Regions from separate parts of the Homo sapiens genome. Here region 1 is linked to region 2. A link is an interaction called in ENCODE POLR2A ChIA-PET data of the cell type or tissue named here. Cell type or tissue: GM12878. All regions are shown on one strand. Links, peaks and the distances in the headings refer to the core of each region. The heading gives the core; the rest is flanking DNA.

What was found. Peaks named below come from ENCODE experiments on the same cell type or tissue, not always from the same donor. Only the 100,000 strongest peaks of a DNase experiment are listed, where the experiment ranks them.
Region 1: POLR2A ChIA-PET joins it to region 2 with 8 read pairs; 3 of 35 experiments call an interaction of 5 or more read pairs at or near these places.

Annotation. Positions count from the first base shown.
Region 1 is chr22:29,681,344-29,685,598 of GRCh38, forward strand. NF2 (NF2, moesin-ezrin-radixin like (MERLIN) tumor suppressor) reads left to right here. Exons shown (of 16, transcript NM_000268.4): 15 at 96-258. Among named protein-coding and RNA genes, the nearest start is that of CABP7-DT, 36 kb to the right of the region's middle. In GM12878, for the core only: no CTCF peak of the experiment used is centred there; no DNase peak of the experiment used is centred there.
Region 2 is chr22:29,731,328-29,735,736 of GRCh38, forward strand. CABP7 (calcium binding protein 7) reads left to right here. Exons shown (of 5, transcript NM_182527.3): 5 at 1-506. ZMAT5 (zinc finger matrin-type 5) reads right to left here. Exons shown (of 6, transcript NM_001003692.2): 6 at 1-27. Among named protein-coding and RNA genes, the nearest start is that of CABP7, 14 kb to the left of the region's middle. RefSeq lists a silencer at 2,108-2,197. In GM12878, for the core only: no CTCF peak of the experiment used is centred there; a DNase peak (open chromatin) is centred at 2,264.

The sequences.
Region 1 (4,255 bases), core at 1-4,000, 50 kb before region 2:
AGATCGCACACCAAGCAGCTTGTGGGCCGCAGAGCACCTGAGCCGTGTCTCACTGTCTGCCCAAGCCCTGATGCATGATACCCTCTTGCCGGCAGAGTGGAATACATGGAAAAGAGCAAGCATCTGCAGGAGCAGCTCAATGAACTCAAGACAGAAATCGAGGCCTTGAAACTGAAAGAGAGGGAGACAGCTCTGGATATTCTGCACAATGAGAACTCCGACAGGGGTGGCAGCAGCAAGCACAATACCATTAAAAAGGTACCCAGGGTCTCTTTCTTGTATTTTGCTGATCAGGACCATCATTAATGAAATGTGCGGTTGGCATCTGGTTTCCTCAGTAGCCAAGTCACTAGACTATTGGCATCTTTTGTATGTACTTAGTTGAGGAAATTTTTTAACTTATGCCAGAAAGGGAATTTAATCTGCCAATGACTATGAACCCATTGGCTGGATGGAAGTTGAGCTTGTGTTAAAAGCTCTGATGTAATGAACCCCTGTTACAGGGTGGATTTTGAGCCCTCATTTAGCAGTAAAGCATAATGCCCTTTTAAGCCAAGGGGTGTTATACCCAGGGAGCTGCCTTACTTTATGAGAAAGCAGAATGAAATGGAGGCTATTGAGAATGGACTTTCCCTCTAGTCTTGTGGTGTCTTTAAGTGGCAAGGACTATAAAACCAAACTGAATTTTTAACTTTTTTCATACTTAAAAGGAAGTGTCTAGGAAAGAACCTCTTTGTTTTAAAAGAGAAGACTTTATTACTTTGCAAATGGTTTCATATCTTTCTCTACTGGTATTTTGAGCTTTCAGCATTGTCGAGATTCAGAAGCTAAATTCCATACTAATTATCAGCCCAAGAGCATACCTCTCTCATTTGGGCCAAGCAGAAGGGTCCTCTCATACCAAATAATGCTCTGCTCTTAACTGATAGCCCAGGACCAGGTTAACACCTATAAAATAGGTGTTATTAAGATAAGACTGTCCATTGAGTTTAGGTGATACTGATACAGTTAATTTTTTATTCTTTACCTCAGTCTTTAAAATAGGCTTCCAGTTTTATGGACTGTCTCTGTTTTTAGTGGTTAAGCTGTATCTGAAAACTCCAGGGGATCTGTTTCTGCCTGCCTTCGTTGTTGGGTACAGTAGGCAGCCCTGACTTCTACCTCTCGACTCCAGTCACAACTGGCACCGGGTAGAGAATTCCTTTTAATAGTGCAACCTAGAAGGAAAGGCATTTCCACATTCCACATTCTTCTTTCCTCTGGCTTCTGTAATTTACTGGGCTTCCCTTCCAAAACAAAATTATTAAACAGTAAAGGGGAGTTCAAGGGAGGCCTCGGTCATTAAGGAAAGAGGTAAAACGATGGCTGAGCCAGTGAGCCAGTCAGCCCTTAAATGAACTGCCTCAGACACCCCATCTCACCCCTTACCCCCAGCCTTGTCATCTGGGTCCCAGGAACAGTCTCACCATTTCCACTGCTGCTGCAATGAGCAGTGCCCTCAGCCACAGAAACCTGCAGTGTGAGAGCTGGAGAGACCCCGTTCCAAGCCATTAAAACAAACAAAATCACTCATCACGATTTCAGGCCTATCCAAGCATTTTGCAGATGGCACTTATGGCATTGTTGATATCACAGGGTATGTTTTTGTTTTTCTTCATTTTATTTTGCTGGTTTAGCCTCAAGCCCAAGGCAGAAGACCTATCTGCATTTGAGCCCTCAAAGTAGGTTGTTCCCAGGTACTCTCTATGTGGTGATGGTGCTGCCCTCTGTGATACTAACCCGTGCATGAGCTTGCCTGTCTCTGTCCTCGGGCCACACTGAGCCCTTACGAGGGCAGGTGGTGCCTGGGTACTGGCCGCAGCATGCTTTGAGTCTAAAAGTAGGCACCCACCCTGTGAAGCCAGACCAGCCTCCAGGGCCCCAGAAGACTGCCTCGTTCCGAAGAGCATGTCATGGGGCTGTAGGACCAGCCATTCTTCCCATCTCGGGTCATTGTTGGGCTGGGGAAGGTTATGGCTTCTTGTCCAGTCAGGTGTGTCTAAAAGTCCTTTGTCTTGGTGGCATACTCCTAGCATGGAAATGGGGTCAATCTGGGCACTTTGGAGACTGGTGTGTTTAACTCAAGATCAAGACCTTTTATGCGTTGACAGCCTCTCAAGACCCATGGTCACACCTGGCAGCTTCTGGTAGTGGGGCAAAAGGGTTGCTTGTGCTGGCTCATTTTCCTTTAGAGCTTTCCCTTTCTGCACACATCCCTTTTCTTTTCAAATAAAGCAAACCCAGAGCACAGGGTCTGATATGTGAGTCCACGGGGAGTGGACTGTCTGTTCATCTGTGCTCAGCCACCTCTGCTTCAGCTTCCTCTCCATAGGCTGAGCAGAGATGTGGTCAGAGTGAACTCACATTGGAACAGTACACTCACGGCACCCTGGAGAGGAGCGGTCACTGGTTGCTGAGTGAATTAACCGAATGTTTGCTGCTTTTCTCCTGCAACAGTTCATTATTCCTCCAGCATGCCTAGGCAGTGGAGAGAATGTATTTTGCCCAATAATAAAATGACATCCTGCCTCTACTTCTCACCTAATCCCCAGTAGTACCCATGCCAACAAGCCCCACACCACCTGACAGCAGCATAGGATGTGTCCTTTGGAGTCTTCCCTGCAGTTTCTGCTCATAGAGTGGAATAAGCTCATTGGAACCTTTCTAACAAAAAGAGATCTGGCATAAGATAGATCCTACTTGTGGTCGTTATCCCATCAAGAGAGGTCAGCTGTTAAAGTCCCTGATAGATCTTATTAAAAGGTACACTTGAGCTGTCAGTGGTTCCAAGAATCCATGACATGAACCCTGTTTTGTATGCGACACTTTCATTTAGCGGGCTCCTGTTTCTTCAGCTTTCATATCCTTGTTGGCATTGATACCCTGATACAGAACAGTCCGCGCTCTGAGCAGGGCAGTTATGGCCAGCATTGTCACGGGCAGGCCAGCTCATGGCACCCAGAGCAGCCAGGTGGACCCACCTTGGTTTACTGAACTTTTTGTAACCATGGGGGCAAGCAGAAAACCCCGCTGCATTTCAGCCAGTGCTGCCAGGTGTTCCCTCCATGGGAAGGTGCTGCTCAACCTGAATGTGACTTCCTCTTTCTTCTTTCTATAATGATGCAGAATGCTGAAATTCTTCAGGGTCCTGATTTTGACTGTCATTTCTCACTGAGCTTTTACTGCAGACAAAAGAAGTTTCATTTTTAGTTAAATTTGCACTGCTCCTGGGACATACATGGATGCATTTATTTATTCATCCATTTTAATGTCTCGATGTGAACTTGTTTTTAAAGCAGGCTACCAGGCAGTTAATCAAACACTCGGGTTAATCAAGGGTTAATAAAAGCAGGGACTTGATGTTTAATGGGACAGGCATTCTCTCAGCATCACTAGATTCAATAATGCTGCACTATTAAATTTTGCTGCACATGAAGTTCAGTGCATGTTCCATTTTCTAGACTTTGGCAGTGCCTGTGGTCAGTGACCGGGACTGATGAGCAGCCACATGCCTGCACTAGGGTGGCTCTGGGGTGGTGCATGCTGCAGTCTGGCTGGCACAAGCCTAGCTGAAGAGAAGTACTGCTTTAGGCTTGGATGTGGGGATACCTAGATGTCAAGGGCAGAACTCCATCTAGAATGCCTGGGGATGAGATGCAAAAGCTGATAGTGAATGGAACAGTTTCCAATGTCCAAAAGCTTGCTAATCTGGGATCAAACCAGCCTGTGTTGATGTTAGTTTTGCTTTGTTTTGAGACACGGTCTCCCTCTGTCACCCAGGCTGGTACATTCTCGGCTCACTGCAACCTCCACCTCACAGGCTCAAGTGATCCTCCTGCCTCAGCCTCCCAAGTAGCTGAGACTAGAGGTACTAGCCACCACACTCAACTAATTTTTGTATTTTTTATAGAGATGGGGTTTCGCCATGTTGCCCAGGCTGGTCTCGAACTCCTGAGCTCAACCAATCTGCCCGCCTCTGCCTCCCAGAGTGCTGGGATTATAAAAGTGAGCCACTGTGCCTGGCCTGTTTTGTTTTTAATAAGGTTTTTTGTTTGTTTTGTTTTGTTTGAGACAGGATCTCACTCTGTCACCCACCTTGGTGACAGCCTCGACCTCCTGGGCTCAAGCGATCCTCCCACGTCAGCCTCCCAAGTAGCTGGGACTACAGGCATTTGCCACCATGCCTGACTGATTTTTTTATTTTTATTTTTGTAAA
Region 2 (4,409 bases), core at 1-4,000:
AAGACAGTGGTTCTGATGGGTTCAGCCCTAGAGAGAGAGAGAGAAGCGGGGAGAATAAGAGTGCACTACAGCCCAGGCTTATGCCACCCCCAGCCCACCTGCCTCACCACCCTGGCTGTGGGGAGGGTCAGCTGCCTGCATGACTTTTCTGGAAGGCAGAGCCTCGAAAATAGGCAGACCGTTTGAGCCAGCGACCTCACCTCTAGGAACTGAGCCCAAGGAAATAGCGGGGTTGCAGGCAGACATTGAGCTGCGAGACAATGGGAATAACCTTCGTGTCCACCTGTGGGGGACTGATTCAATACATATGCACGTCCACAGCAGAGAATGCCATGCGGCCTGTGTAAGAATTAAGGCAGATTTATATGCACTGATGAGGAAAGACATACTGTGTGATAGGGAGAAAAAGCAGCTTATAAAATAATGTATATAGCATGATACTATTTTTGTTTAAAAATATATAAAATATATAAATGCATAAAAAAATCCTGGAAGACACAGCAAAATGTTAACAGTGGTCCTATCTGAGTGGTGCCATTATGGGTGACTTTTTTACTCCTTTATATTTCTCAAAAGTTTTACGAGCACACAAGCCTTTGAAATCAGAAAAAAACATTGTCTAAATTTTTTTTTAAAGCCTAATTTCTCATGCTACTCACTGTCCTCCTCCTCAACGTCCACCCCGAGCCACCTCCCCTGGAACTTGGGGTCCATGTAAGTACTTGCCCTAGGAGAGGCATCCTCCGTGCCCAGCCCGGGGCACCCTGCCAAGGCCCAGCGATGGCCCCCCAACCATTCTTCCACCTGTCCCATACTCAGATCCTTCTGGCCTTGGGCCCCACGCATGCTGCTTCTCCAGGGCCGCATGGCCCTTCTCAGGCTTCGAAGTACTTTGAACCTTTGAGCACTTTGAACTCCCATCACCCCAGCTGCCTATACAAGACCTTTCTGGAAGGCAGAGCCTCAAAAACATGCAGACCCTTTGAACCAGCAACCTCACCTCTAGGAACTGAGCCCAAGGAAATAGCAGGGTTGTGGGCAGCCATTGAGTTACAGCAATAGCCGTGAGACAATGGAAGTAGCCTTCATGTCCAGCTGTGGGGGACTGATTAAGTACACGTGCACATTGGCCGGGCGCAGTGACTCACGCCTGTAATCCCAGCGCTTTGGGAGGCCAAGGCGGGTGGATCACGAGATCAGGAGATCGAGACCATCCTGGCTAACATGGTGAAACCCCGTCTCTACTAAAAGTACAAAAAAAAATTAGCCGGGTGTGGTGGGGGGCACCTGTAGTCCCAGCTACTTGGGAGGCTGAGGCAGGAGAATGACGTGGACTAAGGAGGTGGAGCTTGCAGTGAGCCGAGATCGCGCCACTGCACTCCAGCCTGGGCGACAGAGCGAGACTCCTTCTCAAAAAAAAAAAAAAAAAAAAAAAGTACACATGCACATCCACATCCACAGCAGAGAGTGCCATGCAGCCGCCGCCAAAATTCAGGCAGGAGCTCATCTGTCTTCCACTTAGGACTGGAGTCCCCAGAGGATGTAGACCAGGGGATAGGGGTAAGGTGTATTTGTACCCCAAGGCGCAGGGCCAGGCCTGGTGCCAGGAGGCCACCCAGTGATTGTGGAACAAACAGCAATGCTGAAAGATCTTACTGACCAGGTGCTATTCTGGGCCACACACCATGACCTAGAGAAACCTTAAGAATCCTCAGGCGAACCCCATTTTATAGATGAGGAAACTGAGGTGCAAGGAGTCAGTCACGTGACCAAGTGACACCCTCGGGATGAGGCCTGAGGGCCTGGAATACCAGCCCCACATCGGCTGCAGACACGGCCTTCCCACTTCAGCTCCCTCTGCTCTGGCACACTCCCACACCCCAACATCCAGCCTTCAGGCAAGGTGAGGCCCTGGCAGCTCCTGGCAGGCTCAGGGGCCCAGTGGCCAGCCCTCTGCAGAGAGAGAAGGGCTTGGGCCTGCGGAGAGGGGTTTGGAGAGGCCTCTGACCTCCGAGGGGGAGGTGGAGAGCCGGGGTCAGGAGCCCTGGGAGTTTCCCCTGCTGCACCCACCCAACCTGCCCCTCTCTGGACCAGACCTGCCATGCAGAGTCAAGGACTCCGGGGAGCTCTGGGTGCAGCCTCCAGGACCCCCAGGTGTGAGAGGACAGGGACATCCCCTGCTTCATGGCTCACTGCCTGCTAGAAAGTGCAGAAGGCAGCTCTTGACATGATTTATGGCACTGGGGAGATTTCATAAACTCCACCAGCCGCAGAGAAGGCGGGGAGGCTCCGCAGTTGCTGGAAGGGAGTGCCCTAGCTGCCAGCCAAGCCTGGGCTCCCTGCAGGGCCACAGGGACAGTGGGGATCCCCAGGGAGGGTGTGATCCTGGGGAGCCCCTTCCCCTGAGCCTCAGGCCCTTCCTCTAGAAAATGGGGCAGATTCCTGGGAACCTGGGACCTCCTGGGTCCAAGTCTCAGCCCCGTGCCCCTGCCTGCCCTGAGGTCCCGCCAGTAGACAGGCATACCCAGTGCCTGCTCACACACACTGGCACACTGCCAGGGCCCCAGACACGTGAGCCAAAGCCTTGGGGACATTGAGGTGCGTGTCTGGCACAACTCTGCTCGTAGCTTCTCTGGTGACCTGTTTGTCCTGTGCGTGAGGACAGGAGCCACTCTCTTGCATTTTCCCAGCCGCGGTCCTAATCAGAGGAAACAGAGTCGAGGAGGAGGATGGGCCAGGATGGCAGCGCCCGCCCAGAGAGGGGTGCAAAGGAGAGATTAAGAGGGATAGAGTCGCAAACTGAAGAGCCAACAATGGGCAGCAGGGCCAGGCCTGGCCTTGCCGAGGGATTAGTCTGTGTGTCTGAGGCCGCCGCTGCTCTTGACAGATCCCTCAGGGTCAGTCTGCGGAGGGGGATAAGAGCTATGCCACCAGGCTGGGGCTTCATGGACCCCCACTTCCCCATGTTTACAAGGAGGGCTGGCCTGGCTCACTGGAGAGGCTCAGCTCAGCCAGCGGAGGTTGGAGCCCGCAGGTCTCGGTTCCCCGAGGTGGGGTGGGCAGCTCTCTGTGCCTTGTACTCTGGGGGAGGAAGCAGATACCCTGAGAGGAAGAGGGGGTCCCCCAGGCTTCCAGACCAGGCCCCACAAAAGGCTCGCAGCACTAACACCTGGGGAACGCCCGAACAGCAGCCTAAATGCTCATTCATGCAGTAAACCTGTCCTGGGCACCCCCAAGTCTGCCCAGGCCATGCAGGAGAAGCGGGGGCTGGGAGGGGTGATGTCTCAGCTAGAGCTTCCAGGACAAGTCTGACTCTGCCAGGCAGAGAGGTGGGAGGCAGTTTCAGGCAAGAAAATAGCATGCGCAAGGTGCTCCAAAATCACAAATGATGCCTCATCTAAGCTGCTGCCGAGTGTCCAGTGGGACCACCAGTCAGGCCAGAGGCAAGAGGTGAGAAGGTGAGATCCGACTGGCTGCGGAGGCATCAGGGAGGGTCCCCCGCCCCAGCCCCAGCCCCAGCCCTGCAAATGGGGCTGTGCGGCCAGAGGTGGAGGATGTGGGGAAGCGCCAGGGCCAGGGTGCATCAGGGCTGCTGTGTGGAGGATCCCCCGCGGGAGCAGAGGGAAGGTGGGAGACCAGGGAGGGGCCGCTGGGGTGCCCAGGAGAGCCAGGGTGGAGGAAGAACATTGTTGCTGCAGCACTGCCTCCAGGCTGGAGAGGGAGCCAGGAAGAAAGTGAGGTAGCCTTGCGGGGGCTGGGGCTGGAATCCACCCCCTCCCATTAAGCAGGGTAGGGGGTGTGGATGCAGGGGAGGGGCTCAAAGCCCAGGACGGAGGGAAAGGCTGCTAGGCTTCAGGAGACCAGCCTGCCCGGAGACAGTTATGGACGCCCAAGGCAGCAATGGCAAAAGCAGGAATAAACGGTCACCTCCCTTCCCACAGCCCCTTTTTCTCAAGGCTGGACAGGCCTGCTCTGCCTAGAGAACAATTCATTTTGGCCCCAAGCCCTCAGGAGGCAGGAGGAAGGCAGGTGGCAGATCCCCTGGAAGGGGCCAGGCTGGGTGGCCAGAGGGACAATGGCCCAGAGCACAGGGCTCAGACCCCCTACAGCCAAGGTGGGCTCCAGTTGCAGAACAATCATTCCCAAAACAGTCACTGCCATCAGGGCAGCCTGCTGCTGCCACTGCCACTACCCACAGCCACACAGAGCCTTGGGCCAGCCCTGAACTTGGTGTCAGAGGCAGCCTGGGGTCTAGACACAGAGCAGGGACCTAGCTCTCTCTCAAGTGAGGGCTAAGGGCAGCAGGGCACGTGTGATCAGGATGGCCCCACCTCCTGGAGAGGTTAAGATTCCTCAGATGCAAAATGGGGGTGCCAATCTCCCTGAATGCCCCCAAACACTGGGAACAC